Regions from separate parts of the Homo sapiens genome. Here region 1 is linked to region 2. A link is a contact called in ENCODE Hi-C or POLR2A ChIA-PET data. All regions are on one chromosome and are shown on one strand. The core of a region is the stretch at or near the end of the contact, and the rest is flanking DNA. Distances in the headings are between cores, read along the strand shown.

Region 1 (4,463 bases), core at 1,692-4,191, 300 kb after region 2:
TGGGCGTGCTTGCTCCAGCGGGGAGAATAAAGAAATGGAATAGGAGAAGGATGCTTCAGCTCTAATTGAAACTTTTTCTTAAAAATATCAAATATAAATAAAATGTTAGCACTATAAAACCTGGGCAACAGGCACACAGTTTTTCCATGACATAAGTGTTTTATAATAAAACTTTTAAAAAACTAAAATACAATGTTAACTAGTAAAATACTGAAAATGAAAATATTCATGCTAGGTGTGGTAGCTTATGTCTGCAATCCCAGAACTTTGGGAGGTTAAGGTGGGTGGACTGCTTCAGCCCAGGAGTTTGAGATAAGCCTGGGCAACATGGTGAAACCCTGCCTCTACAAAAAAATACAAAAATTAGCTGGGTGTGGTGGCACACGCCTGTAGTCCCAGCCACTCGGGAGGCTGAGGTGGGAGGATGGCTTGAGTCCAGGAGGTGGAGGTTGGGGTGAGCTGAGATCATGCCACTGCACTCTGGCCTGGGCAACAAAGTGAGACCCTGTCAAAAAAAGAAAGGAAAGAGAGAGCGAGAGAAAAGAGAGAGGGGAGGGGAGGGGAGGGGAGGGGAGGAAAGGGGAGGGGAAGGAAGGGGACGGAAGGGGAGAGGAGGGGAGGGGAGGGGAGGGGAGGAAGGAAGGGAGGAAGGGAGGGAGGGAGGGAGGGAGGGAGGGAGGAAAAAGAAAATATTCGTAATAAAGGAGTTACTTCCTGCCTCAGGTTCTTATTTCCAAAACAGCAAAAGTAGCTCATTAAAAACTAATCATCCTTAATCAGTCTTAAATTGCTTAGTATTTATTTCCCTCTGGAGTATTTTTTCCCCTTTATTTACATCTTTTTTTGCACTCTTCCCATTATTTGATTCTACTGGTCTCTTTTCAGGGTATTTCTATAGAATTATTTGTGCTTTTCATTTTCTCACCCTTGGACAGAAGACAAGCAGTTCACAGAGGTTTTTAAAGTCTCCTGGACCACAATTAAAAGACTCTGCTGGATGGTATCAGCTGAAACAATCTTCTTTTCTCTTTCTTTCTTTTTGAGACAGGGTCTTGCTCTGTCACCCAGGCTAGAGTGCAGTGGTGCAGTCTTGGCTCACTGCAACCTCAACCTCCCCAGGCTCAAGCGATGCTCCCACCTCAGCCTCCCTAGTAGCTGGGATTACAGGTGCTTGCCACCACATCTGGCTTTTTTTGGGTTTTTTTTTTTTTTGTAGATATGGGGTTTCTCCATGTTGCCCAGGCTGGTCTCAAACTCCTGGGTTCAAGCAATCCTCCCACCCTGGCCTCCCAAATTGCTGGGATTACAGGAGTGAGCCACTGTGCCAAGGCTGAAACAACTTTTATAGATTAAAAATTTGCCTTTGTGCCAGATTGTGCCACTTTGGAAGAGGTTTATTCTCTAGTTTATAATTGGTTTTTGGTGTTGTTGTTGTTGTTAAGAATGCTTGTTTTTCAAAAGTAATATGAACAAATTCCCTGGCACAGAGCGAAGTCCACTGAAGGATGTCCATGCTGGCATCCCAGCTGGCAGGAGTAGCAAGGATAAAATTGGAATTAATTTAGTTAGCAGTTCAGGATATTCCTAGTCAAAGCAAAGCTATGATACAATCAGTAAAATTCTTAACTGAATTTACTAAGAATATGAGATGCCTGTGCTAGCAGAGTGCTCCCTGTAAACCAACACATCCGATACATTCCTAATTTGCTCTACTGAATGATGTTTAGAATCTTTTCTTTAAAGAATTTTATAATTCAACCAGATAAATTTGTCCAGGTACTTTTCTGAATGTGTTGAGCCCTTATATATAGTTTTTAAGATAATTCAATCTCTTGGACTGAGTTCATTTATACCTATCAGAAGATTGAATTTAAAAAGCAATTTGATGCGTAACATGCTTTTTGAGCCCTTTTAGAAGCTTTTGTGATCACCATTCATAAAATTTTAACTTGGATTCTTAAAAGCTTGTGTGAGAACAAAACTTTTCAAGTCCACAGTTCTCCAGTGAATTATAAATTCTGCCAAGTGTATTCTTCTATCTCAAGTAGAAGCCGGTTTAATGAAATCAGGTAACATCTCTGACACCATGATAACCTTTGCAAAACAGCTGTCAACCACGCTGCAGCCATCATAATTTTTGCTGTCATTAATAATAACAATTAAAATAGGTATCATAATACCACATAACTTTCTACTACATATCTGAAGTTCTCTGTCCACTTTTAAGATTTACAAATTGAAACAATTAAATCAGAACACAGCATAACAGGCAAACTACTTTCCAGTATATGCTTAAAGTCAGGAGAGTCCCATCCACCTATGAATCTAAGTTTCTAATTCCTCTCCTTTCACAAGTATGACTTCAAATGTCGAAGCAGCCAAGAGCTCCCAAACTTAAGCACCATATAAACAATGCTATGCTGTTTTCCTGTGTTTTTTTTTCCTTCTAGAAGGCATCTATGCATTTATTTTTTCTAATTTTTTAGCACTTCAGTGTCTAAAGTTCATTTCCAAAGATTCAAAAAGTCTCAGAAAATATAGAAATTGATCTCATAATTTCAGATGCACAGATCGCCAGAGGAACAAAAAAAGTGGGAAAATTAGCTTACTTTCTTTTTGCATTATTTTTAGAGGCCTGATAAATGGTGTTGTCATAGGGCTTTAAATAGAGTTTCACTTGCCACCAAGTAAAGTCAACAATTCAGTGACAGAATGTTTAAATTCTATCCTATTCTTTGCTACAAACCATCTAGAAGGAGCAACATTCTGAGCATCGTCAGCTTATCCTGTAGCTCTATGGTTTGGGGCAGATGGTTTGGAAGCTACAATACAACCACACAGAAAGGATGTTCCCAGCAGTACATGGTTACCGTCTAGCCTTCTGCAGTTGAATTCTTGTGCAGAAATTATTTGGAAGTGCTGCTCTGGCAACCAGTCAAGACCTAATGCTTAGTGTAATTCAATCTGGAAAGTGTTGCGTAACTCTCCACTTGAACTTGGATCTCCACACTCTGACAAACTTCAGACCAAAAGAGGAGCCATGAAGGCTGCGTGCACCTTGAAGTTCTTGGGAAGGTTATCAGTTGGCCTGCCCAAATTTTGGTATACCCAAGAACTACCTGTCTTTATGAGATTTTTTAAATTTTTCAGGAAAATTATCCTGGATCATTTCCAGCCTAAACAGAAGATATAATCTGCAGCCATGAACTGCAATACTTGATAAATGTCCCCAGAACCACAGTCTTTCCACCCACTCAGTCCCCAGTAATAATCTCTGACTCTTCTCATTTCCTCTTTTCAGATGAGAGAAAAGTTGCGCTTAGAGATCTTTTAGGGAGGAAGATTGATGAGTCAGGCTGGAGACCTGCCTGCCTATTTGAGACGCTACATGAGTGATGCACACAGGCAACTCTCCGGCCTACCTTTCAATTGCACAAACATCCATCCCGCCCTAACTCTATGCAATATATTCTGCTAGGCTATGTGCAAAGTATACACCTTCACACACACCCCCACATACCTCTTCCTCTACCAGCCCACCCACTAAGCTCATATATTCCAAAAATTTAAGATATTTACAACTCATGCTAAATGTGTCTTTTTGTTAACAACTTAGATGATAGACTCAAAAAGCATATTAATTAATTTTAGATCTAAAACCATCTTGGTGGTAAGAGAACGATGATAAAGCACTATGGAAGGTAAATGTTGAAAGGATATCTGCCACTTAAGAAGCGGTAGAGAACAGGAAGAACAATTTAGAAAAGGTGAATATTTGAGGAGAAAAGACAAACTGTTCACACATAATAGATCACTATGGGTAGCTTGGCAAAAAATTATCTTTATGAGAATTTACTATTATCAAGAATACAGCAAAAATATTAACAATTTATAGGAATTCATCAACAAAAATAAAAACCGTAAATAAAATTCTATCATGTCACCATAAAGTATTCAGATTGTTACCAGGGATTGATATGCAGTTATGGGAACTGCTTCTAAAGAAGTAGTGTAGAGCAGCATTTCTTGAACTTCCAGAGAGTATGTCTGGACAGATGTTTTTAAAAAGTCATATTTCTTGGTCTCTGCCCGAGGGATGTTGATGCTGCTGATTGGTAGGGCCACACTTTGAGTAGCTCTGGTGTAGAACTGCTACACATCCTGAGGACTCAAAGGCAAGACCTATGAAGAATGGTGACTCTCTTAATCTAGTCAAGAGAAAATAAGATGAAAATGTAACCTAAGAGACTGCATCAAGCAATGAACTAAGGACACGGATGTCCTAGCATTCATGCTATACTCCCAACTGCTAGAAATGATGGAAGAATTTTTTTTGACCTTTTTTTTTTTAATTATACTTCAAGTTCTAGGGTACACATGCACAACGTGCAGGTTTGTTACATAGGTATACACGTGCCATGTTGGTTTGCTGCACCCATTACCTCATCATTTACATTGGGTAT
Region 2 (5,139 bases), core at 2,165-4,664:
GCAGTTGCTTATCTACTACAGGTTACTTATTGTATGGCAAAAATGAAAACACAGATCTCTGTGGATCCAAAAACATTTTGGAAGCTATGTTAAGACATCATTTACGTTGGTTTTCACGTAAGTGCTGGGCTTTGAAGCATTTTTTATTTTTTTAAGACACAGGATCTCACTGCGTACACTGGCGTACCCTGGTGTGATTATAGCTCACTGCAACCTCCAACTCCTGGGACTAAGCAAGTCTCCCAGCTCAGCCTGTAGCTGAGCTACCACGTCTGGCCTGAAGCATTTCTAGTTCTAGTTTGAAAAAAAAAAAAAACAAAAACACATTTAGAACCCTGGTTAATTGTTACATCGTTTTGTCTTCCGATTTTCCGATTCCTCAATGCTGATTCTTGGCCTAGGGTATGTATAGTGGAAATGGTGCTAAGAATGGAGGTGCTGTGTTTATCTGTGTCTGAAATATCTGGCGCTGTACAGATGGGGGAAGTAGGGAGTAAAACCTTTCCAGATGTAAACCTCTGTGTTTTAGCAAAATAACGTTATGGATTCTATATTAGTTTCCTGTGTCTGCTGTAACAAATTAACACGAACTTGGTGACTTAAAACAATGGAAATGGATTCTGTCACAGTTCTGGAGACCAGAAGGCTGAAATCAGTACGACCAGTAGGCTAAAATCAAGGTGGCAGCAGGGCCACACTCCCTCCTGAGATTCCAGGGGAGAATCTTATTCCTTACCTCTTCCAGCTTCTGGTGGCCACTGATGTTCCTTGGCTTGTGGCCACATCACTCCAGTCTTCAAAGCCAACATCGCCAACATCTTTGCTATGGACTGAATGTTTATGTCCCTCCCAGAGTTGATGTGTTTAAATCCTAACTCACTGATGTGATGGGATTAGGAGGTGGGGCCTTTGGGAGGTGATTAGGTCATGAGGGTGGAGGGTGGAGCCCTCATTAATGCTATAAGTGCTTTATAAAACACACTGAGGCTGGGCTCGGTGGCTTACACCAGTAATCTCAGCACTGTGGGAGGCCAAGGCGGGCAGATCACCTGAGATCAGGAGTTGGAGACCCGCCTGGCCAACATGGTGAAACCCTGTCTGCTGGGTGTGGTAGCGGGTGCCTGTAGTCCCAGCTACTCAGGAGGCTGAGGCAGGAGAATGGTGTGAACCCGGGAGGCGGAGCTTGCAGTGAGCCAAGATTGCAGCACTGTACTCCAGCCTGGGCGACAGAGCGAGACTCCATTTCAAAAAAAAAGAAGACCTGGAAGTGGAGGTTGCAGTGAGCTGACTGTGCCACTGCACTTCAGCCTGGGCGACAGAGTGAGACTCTGTCTCAAAGCAAAAAGACACAAGAGCTTGTTTTCCCTCTCTGTTCTTTACCATGTGAGGATGCAATGAGAAGGCAGTCATCTGCAAACCAGAAAGAGGGTCTTCAATAAGAACCTGACCGTGCTAGCATACTGATCTCACATTTCCAGCCTCCAGAAGTGTGAGAAATAAATTTCTGTTTATAAGCACCCAGTCTGTGGTACTTTGTTCTAGCAGCCTGAACTAAGGTCATCTTCAAATCTCTGTCGGCACTGTCTTCACATCCCCATGTCCTCTGTCTGCCAAATCTCCCTTTGCCTGCCTCTTACAAGGACATGTGTGATTGCATTTAGGGCCCATGCAGATAATCTAGGATAATCTGACTAACTCAAGATCCTTATTAACTTCATTACATCTGCAAAGACCCATGCTTGCTTTTCTTTTTTTCCCATAGAAGGTAACATTCACAGTTCCAGGAATTAGGATATGAATATCTTTTGGGGAGCTGTTTTTCAGCCTTTCACAGACTCTATTTGTTCCATATGAATCAAGTAAGCATCAAGGCTTACTGCCTCTTATATCTTCTCTCAGCCTATTCCATCCTGGTGTGATCTGAGTTAAGGGCATGGGCTTTGGGGTCAGCTAACCTGTGTTGGAATCTCTTCTGTGCTACTTACTTATTCTAGGTCTTGGGCATATTGCTTAAGTTCTTTATGCTTTTGTTTGCTCATCTGTAAATGACAGGCACTATTATACTCAAGTTTTCTGTAAACTAATTGATAAATAAATTCAGCAGACACTTATTTAGGGCGTCCTATGTACTGAACACTAAATTCTTCGGCTACAGTGATGAACAAATAGAGACAGTCCCTGTCTTCAAGGGGCTTATAGTCTGGTTGGGGAGATAGATAGTTATTAAACAAATATTCTCAAAAATGGAGTACGACAAACTGGTCAGTCCTGTGTGGGAGGAATGCAGGGTTAGAGGAAACACTCCTGGCAGGGCCTTGGGGCAGGTGCCTCTGAGGCAGTGATGTAGAAGCTGAAACCTGAAGGGCAGTGGAACGTGAGCCAGGCCAGGAGTAGGAAGAAGGGCATATTATACAGGAGGACAGGCTGTGATTGGAAGCAACTTGGAACTTTGGAGGACCCGAAAGAAGTGTTCATGGAATTTAGTGACCTATGGGAAGATTGGCGTGAAATGAGATTGGCAGCATCATAAGGGCGTCAGACCAAGCAGGGCCTCATATAAATCTGAGCTTCATTCTGAGCGTATTGGGAAGCCCAGCAGGTTTAAGCAGTGGCAAGGGTGGGGACGGGGTGGGCAGGTCGTGACCTGGCTTATGTTTTGACAAGATTGCTCAGGTTTCTGGTTCTAGAATGAAGCGACAGGAGTAGTGGCAGTGGAATGGTGAGATGAGATGATGTGTGGCCGCAATCCAGGCAGGAGATGAAGGTGGCTTAGACCTGGGTGGAGAGGGTGCTGGTGGGGAAAATTGGAGAGTTCCAAGATATGCTCTGGAGAATGCAGGACTTGAGAGTTTTATATGGGGAGATGATGAGGAAGAGGGAGATGTCAAGGGTGACTCCCGAGTTTCTGGCAGAAGCCGCTGGATGGATGGGTGCTCCATTGACTAATGTGGGGAGGACAGGAAGAGGAGCAGATTAGGAGAAAAGATTCTGAGTTCTCTGTACATGTCAGGTTTAAGAAGCCACTTAGCACAGTGCCTGACACAGAGCACACCATAAATAGTAGATTTTAGTAGCTTCTAATTCTGTCCATTTCAAAGTCATAATTGACCGTTGAGTCAGGAGACTTGGGTTCTAGCTCTGGCTAGTCCATGTTAGATAAATAAACCTCTTAGGGCATCAGTGTCCTCATCTACAAATTGGGGGCAGTCAGATTCGGTGCTTTTTGCGGTTTCTTTCAGCTTCAGTGTGCTGACAATGCTATGAGATTCTTTGGTCTTGACCACCTGGAATCCACTGTGGCCAGCTGGATCTGCTTCAGAGGGGCTGATGAACCAGAACTCTGCATATGGATGGCAGTTTCTGGTGGAAGCTGACGTACGGGGAGCTCTGGCCAAGGCAAATTGTGGCTCTCGAGGAGGCTTCATGACGAAGGGGAAGGATGTGGTTTGAGGGCAGCAGCAGCAGCTGCTGTCACCAAACAAGCATGAAATCCACTGAGCTTCAGATGACATTGCAACTGAGGATGGCTGTTTATTAATTGGCAAATTAATATGATGTGGGGGCATATGGAGAAATGGTGATGGGCAGAAAAGAAGATGAAGAGAGAAACATATACTGGTTCTTTCCTGTGTATTCATCTGTTACTGACACAGAGTCATCATTAGTGCCACAATGAGTATCAGGGATGGGTCATCTCCAGTTGAACTCCCTTAATTTACAGATTAAGCAACCAAGGTCAACAACGACTTCCATGACAACAGAGCCAAGCTGGCACTCAGGTCTCTTCACACCTGGCCTGTGCTTTCCTGCTCCACCAGGCTGCCAGGGGTGGTTCCCATGAGCTGTTTTAGGCCCATTTTTGGAAAAAGAGTCATTTGGTTTCATTTGTCTTAGACTAGATCCCAGAGATGTTATTTACTGTTCCCAACCCCCGATATAAAACCACTGAATGTGCAGGCCCTCTCATCAGCCAGTGCTTGACGAGTAGTACACCTGGTGCAGCCTGGATTCCACAGCCATCCTCCCTGTAACTGCATGGGTCGGGTCCTCCGTGCTTCTGTAGGACCTGCTCTTCTGAAGCACGTTCTGCGAGTGAAGGCTGCACTACGTCTTTCATGAGGCTAGACGGTGCTCTTCTTGTCCTCAGAGTTGTTTGTTGTTTGGTTGGATTTTAAAAACTCAACAACGGCTTTGTTTATGAAAAGCAGCTTACTAGGAAAGTTGCTTCATCCTGTGATCGTGGCTAGTTTGTGAGTGATTAAATTCCCTGGCCTCCTCTTTGGAAGCAATGACCAGTCATTCTGTTGGTTTATTACTATTTCACAACATAGGAAGCAGAGCACACCACCTCTACCTAACAGTTTAACTTGAAACACCTCATCAGAGTATGTGAGTGAGACTTCACATGTGCCTGTTGCATAGTAAAAAGGACGTTTCTTTCAAAGTCACTGGGCTGGCTGAGCAGGACCCCCACAGAAAAACAGTGTTCTTGGGCCTCAGGCATACCTCAGGGCGATGCTCAGGGATGTCTGAGCAATGTCAAGCCTGTTAGATGCATGGCAGGGAGGATCTGGAGCACAGATTGATCTCTCAGATGTGGGGTGAATGGGGAGGTAAATCATCCTTTAAAGGGACTCTTTTTCAAGGCTGAGAAACCATGTCCTGAGAAAAGGGAGGGCTCTGTTTCCAGAGGCCACACGTCTGGTTGACCTCCTTCCAGTCTCCTTGAACATGCTCTGTTCATTACTGAAACAGCGGTTTGCCTGCGACTGGTCCCCACCCTTGAGGATGCTCAGCCAGTTTCCACTGCATCTCCAGGTTCTGCCCCTCCTGCAAGGCCCACCTTAAGGGCCAGCGCCTCCCTGGAACCTTCTCCCAGAGTCTCCGTCCTCCCTGTTTTTGGTTTCTGGATTCCATCCCCACTTGCAATCACACTGCACAGTTTTGCACTTTGTTGCCTCATGTTGTTTCCTCTGGGTGGATGTGTTGGGAGAGAGGATAGGTGGTGCGTGTTTGTCCTTTCTCAGTGGCAAACTCACTAACTTCCTAAGGACAAGAACTCCGTCTTGGACTTCTTTATATTCTCTCATAGTGTTAGGCTTAATTCTCGGGACAAAGTATATGCGCACAAATACTTGA

Evidence for each region. Hi-C counts contacts between places; a loop is a spot of excess contacts on that map. ChIA-PET counts read pairs that join two places held with the same protein, here RNA polymerase II (POLR2A). Pooled maps may share reads with other maps.
Region 1: a loop to region 2 is called in a pooled map, with 2.7 times the contacts of the local background. The contact joins two enhancer-like sites. A Hi-C loop is called at or near these places in 7 of 50 pooled maps. POLR2A ChIA-PET finds 5 or more read pairs at or near these places in 2 of 52 experiments (activated CD4-positive, alpha-beta T cell and activated T-cell).

Annotation. Positions count from the first base shown.
Region 1 is chr9:95,154,695-95,159,157 of GRCh38, forward strand. All of the region lies in intron 6 of FANCC (FA complementation group C), which reads right to left. Among named protein-coding and RNA genes, the nearest start is that of MIR3074, 71 kb to the left of the region's middle. Within about 2 kb of position 2,942, at least 3 of the 41 ENCODE cell types and tissues checked have a DNase peak (open chromatin) inside an H3K27ac peak, as active enhancers do.
Region 2 is chr9:94,857,782-94,862,920 of GRCh38, forward strand. The region is part of intron 5 of AOPEP (aminopeptidase O (putative)); the gene reads left to right. Among named protein-coding and RNA genes, the nearest start is that of MIR2278, 50 kb to the left of the region's middle. RefSeq lists an enhancer at 3,407-3,456. Within about 2 kb of position 3,415, at least 16 of the 41 ENCODE cell types and tissues checked have a DNase peak (open chromatin) inside an H3K27ac peak, as active enhancers do.